Regions from separate parts of the Homo sapiens genome. Here region 2 is linked to region 1. A link is a loop called in an ENCODE intact Hi-C map of the cell type or tissue named here. Cell type or tissue: A673. All regions are shown on one strand.

Region 1 (2,500 bases):
TAGATGAAAGAAAAAACAAAAACACATCATAAGCCCCTTGAGAAAATAATAAACCTTACTCCAGGAGAGAAAAATAAATATAAATTGTATAGTGGAAAAGAGCAGAGAGGGAAGCCTTCTTGGTTAGTTGAAACAAAGGTTATTAAAAACATTCAAGATACTGGGCGCGGTGGCTCACACCTGTAATTCCAGCACTTTGGGAGGCTGAGGCACGCAGGTCACGAGGTCAGGAGATTGAGACCATCCTGGCTGTCACAGTGAAACCCCATCTCTACTAAAAATACAAAAAATTAGCTGGGCGTGCTGGTGGGCACCTGTAGTCTCAGCTACTCGGGAGGCTGAGGCAGGAGAATGGTGTGAACCCGGGAGGCAGAGCTTGCAGTGAGCAGAGATCGCACCACTGCACTCCAGCCTGGGTGACAGAGTGAGACTCTGTCTAAAAAAAAAATTCAAGAATAAATTTCATAGTAGTTATCTCTGGGGTAGTACAGATGGTTTTATTTTCATTTTCCATCTACATTGTAGATGGAATAGATATATCTGCAATTAATAAGTATTTGTCATTTAATTAAACATATATATATATATATAGAGAGAGAGAGAGAGAGAGAGAGAGAAACAGAGAGATAGGGAGGGAGGGAGGGAGGGAGAGAGAGAGAGAGAGAGAAAGAGAGGGGGACAGGGTCTCACTCTGTTGCCCAGGCTGGAGTACAGTGGTGTGATCATAGCTAGCTGCAGCCTTGAACTCCTGGGCTCAAGTGATCCTCCTGCCTTAGCCTCCCACAGTGCTGGAATTACAGGCATGAACTACTGTGTCCAGCCTCAAAAGATACATATTTTAAAGGTAGTGTTACTTTTCCTAAAAGGGTAAGTTCTGGTGACTCACATCCAACATACTAATATCCACTGAATTTTCAATGATGTAGAAGGTACCACACAAAAGTCTATTTTCTACTTATGGGAAGAAACAATTGACAATATGAACTTGTAATTGAGACAGCATTTCTGAGACGTGCTCCAAATGTACAGGGAATTAGTGTCAATGCTTCTATGTGTCCCTAGCTACAAACTCTTTGCTCCAAGGTCAGAATGCAAAGTGCAAAATATTTCAATGGTAAATGCAAGAACTGCAAGACCAAGTAGCAGCACATAGGAATAACATAGTTCTGGTGCAGGAGTTGTGATTGGTATGATGATATTTGTTGAGAAGGGAAGGAAAGAAGGAAGAAGGAAGAGAAAGGAAGGGAGGAAGGAAGGAAGGAAGGAAGGAAGGAAGGAAGGAAGGAAGGAAGCTGGTGCAACTATTCAAGAAGCATAAAATGACACTTGTAAATTTAAAGTAGGACCTCAAACTATGTTCAAGGAAAATTGATATCATATTGCCACTCCCAAGAACTAGCATCAAGTATTGCCAAGGAGGGTAAAATGTTTCTCAAAGAGAGAAACAGAGGGTAAATAAAGGGCAGAACAGAAAAATTATTATAAGTATAAAAGTGTGTGGGTGCCAATTAGTAATAAATATTGTAGGAATAAAAATAGCCCTCGGCATGAAGAAGGAAGGTTACTTGGTAATTAAGGAAATTGAGAGGCTTATTGGACATCTAAAATATCAGGAAGGAAGATAATGAAAGCGTAATTGCAGATAAAAATTATAAGAGTGTCAAAAATGACTGAGGAGCGCTGAAGTTGCAAATGAAATGGAAATATCAAAGCAGTGCAGATAACATGTTACTTGTGTCTTAATTGCTGTAGGTAAAAAGCAAAGGGAAGAAATGATGACAGCAGAAAGTGGAGCTCATATTTGTCTTTGAGAGCCACTCACAAGAAGGCAGATCTCAAAGTGACAGCCCTGGACACTTTGAAAAATAATTTATTCAAAGATATTCATTTTCAAGATAGTCAATTTCTAAAAATGTGGAGAGTCTGGATGTTCTTTTTTTTTTTCTCTCTCCCAGATGCTGTTAGGTTAAACTATATAAAATTACTGATTTTCCACAGTTATTGACCAGGCGGTTTCATACGGTTCATTTAATAGAGTGCTCAGGGTAGCCACTGCTTAACATTAAGATTAATCATTTGTGGAACATTTCTTGGATTCTTTATGCAGAACACAATCTTATAATTAAAGAAAAATAGTTTCTAGGCTGAATTAAATTTTCCTTTAGCATGTATTCATTTTTTCTGAACATGGATGTATATAGTCTGTGAACTCTTGAGAGGAGGCTTCGTGCCTTTTCTAATGCATAGCCCGAGTGCCCAGACACATAAAGTATTTATCGTCAAATCACTATGATAAACAAGACCCCAAATAAAGTTTTGCTGAGTTGTAAGGTGAAGTATTTCTTTTAACGGAAAAAAATAAAGTGAGCTCTGAAGTAGAAGCTGCCTTGTGCTCCCAAGACACATTCCTGGCTGCTAGTGGTGGACAGTGTTAACAGGCTTTCAACCACATTCTTCCTATATTGGAAGCTCCTTTACAATAAGTAAAATAAACCACCAA
Region 2 (2,500 bases), 100 kb before region 1:
AGGTCCCAATCTCCGATCAGGCATGGAGGTGGTTTTGGTGGAGAAGAAATCTGATGGTAGTCATCAGCGCTGGATACACCAGGAAGACAGCAGGTAATCCCATTATATTTGGGTTTACTATATCAAAAGGTGAATAGGATCCTAATAAGTCTAGCATGGTCCCCACAGAACAAGATGAACTATATCTGAGAATTCTGGGTCTTCTATTTAACTTAGCTGATAATTCTTTATCCTAGCCAAAGAAGAGGAAGGGAATAAAATCAAATGTAAATGCTAGGTAAGCTACATACAATTTATCCACAATCAGATTCAGAGGAGGAATGTTCCCTCTGATCTCCTGGGTATAGTTTTATCTGGCCATTGGGCTCAAGACTGAACTTGCATCAATGTCATTTTTATGAAATGAATAGATCAAATAAGAATTCTAAAACGTCCCCAATTTTCAAATTTTTTGATACTTTTCATTAACTTACTCCCCATCCTTCCCCCAACACACACCTTCCCTCTTTCCTCCACCTTCATAAAATAACCAGTTTGTGGTTTCCACTCACGCAGTATAAACTAATTCCTATCTTAGCAAATATATCAACCTAATTCAATGTCTGGTCCTGGATCCAAATTTGAACCAACTACAGTACTGTAAAAAAGTTATTTTTGAGATAATCAGGAGAAATATAAAACAGCTTGGCTATCTGATGACATTAAGGAAGTCCTATTAATTTTGTTGGGTCCAATAATGGTTCAATGGTAATGTTAAAAAAAAAGTCCTGATAAGTTGGAAACATTGTAGTATTTACAGATAAAATTAAAAGCTATCTTAGATTTGTTGTAAGACATTCTATCATAAATAAAAATTTTAAAAGTTGAGGGGAATGGATGAAATGAGAATGGCAGAATGTTGATGGCTGTTAGGTCCATGCTGGTTGATTACACATTTCTCTCTCTCTCTCTTTTTTTTTTTTTTTTTTTTTGGGTGCATATGGAACATTTCTTTAATCGAACAAAAAAGAAAACAATTCCCTGTTTTTTAGATTGGTTTGCTTCAAATTCTACCATTAGTGTGATATGGTGGGCCTCCAGGGACCTCTTTAATCTCTTGAAATAGTGTACAAAGTGTATGTTTGTGCATCGTGCAATTTATTTTTTCTGGGAAAGAGCTGAGATTTTCACTGGCTTCTCAAAAGGTCTGCGATGAAAAGGCTTATGAATCAGTACTTTGAGGGAGGTTGCACAAGCTTCAGCAGGCGGCAGCAGCGAGCCCTGCCTGGGCAGGAGAGGAGCTGGTCTTACTCTGCTCACTGAGATGAGCAAAGCCTCCGGCAAGGAGAACTCGCTGGGCTGATGTTAGAAAAGACGGGAAAACCAATTGTGTAGACAGACCTGGTGAAAGTGTTTCTTTGCCCCATTCACCTGGGCTAAGCTGCCTTTGCAATGTGTAGGTAGGACAGCAGGCTTTTGTTTCTGTGAATGGTTTGCCATATGGAACCAGAATTCATTCATTCAACTGCCAAGGGTTATTGAGGGCAGTGTTTTAGGAGCTGTTGCTTTACAAAGAACAAAACAGATAAAAAATCTTTACTCTTATGGAGCTGACATCCTAGTGTTTCCTCATTTCTACATTGTATTTAGCAATTTATATTATTGCCTCGGCTTTCTGTATTATAGTAGAGGTCCCCACTTAAACCTAAATTGCAATTTGAGCATGGCTGATAAATTTGGGTGGACATGCATGGGGAATGAGAATGTGACCCTACGGCAAGAGAAAGCCATTGCATAATGAGTTTGACCCAGGAATACTTGGTCATTGGAAGAGAATACTAGTTCTGAATCTTGCTCAGTGTCTGTCTGCCTAAAACTCTATGAGATGTTGGGTCATGTGTAGCACTGCCTTGGAAAATCTAACCATGTATAACACAGAAGAGAAGGACAGTTTCTTTCCATCTCCTCCCACTTTGCAGAACATTCTGTACTTTTGTCATCTTGGGAGCTCCTCATGTCAAGACACGGAAAAGAGAGGCAGTTAGTGGAAGGGAGATGGTGATATTGGTTGATCCGTCATTGGAAACGTCAGAGTCCAGAGAGAAGAGGTGGAGCATCAGGGGGCCCAGTGGGACAAGATTTGCTGATAAGCACAAGTCCCCCTCTAGGGACACCCAGACAGACTTGAACAAAATAGTTTTTTTTGTTTGTTTTTTTTTTGAGACAGAGTCTCTGTTGCCCAGGCTGGAGTGCAGTGGCATGATCTCGGCTCACTGCAAGCTCCGCCTCCCGGGTTCATGCCATTCTCCTGCCTCAGCCTCTCCGAGTAGCTGGGACTACAGGCACCCGCCACCACGCCCAGCTAATTTTTTGTATTTTTAGTAGAGACAGGGTTTCATCGTGGTCTGATCTCCTGACCTTGTGATCCGCCCTCCTCGGCCTCCCAAAGTGCTGGGATTACAAGCGTGAGCCACCGCGCCCGGCCAAGAGTTTTTGCAGAAGTCTTGTTGATTAGGTGTGG

Evidence for each region. A loop is a pair of places that touch in the nucleus more often than their neighbours do. Peaks named below come from ENCODE experiments on the same cell type or tissue, not always from the same donor. Only the 100,000 strongest peaks of a DNase experiment are listed, where the experiment ranks them.
Region 2: it touches region 1 in a loop (2.2-fold over the local background); 1 of 110 quality-filtered maps calls a loop at or near these places.

The regions. Positions count from the first base shown.
Region 1 is chr11:30,811,755-30,814,254 of GRCh38, reverse strand. No RefSeq gene overlaps it. Among named protein-coding and RNA genes, the nearest start is that of LINC02859, 78 kb to the right of the region's middle. In A673, no CTCF peak of the experiment used is centred here; DNase peaks (open chromatin) are centred at 1,254 and 1,724; H3K27ac peaks cover 1,661 bases.
Region 2 is chr11:30,913,104-30,915,603 of GRCh38, reverse strand. DCDC1 (doublecortin domain containing 1) reads left to right here. Exons shown (of 39, transcript NM_001387274.1): 27 at 1-93. All of the region lies in intron 4 of LOC105376611 (a long non-coding RNA gene), which reads right to left. Among named protein-coding and RNA genes, the nearest start is that of LINC02859, 180 kb to the right of the region's middle. In A673, CTCF peaks have their summits at 1,031 and 1,241; a DNase peak (open chromatin) is centred at 1,253.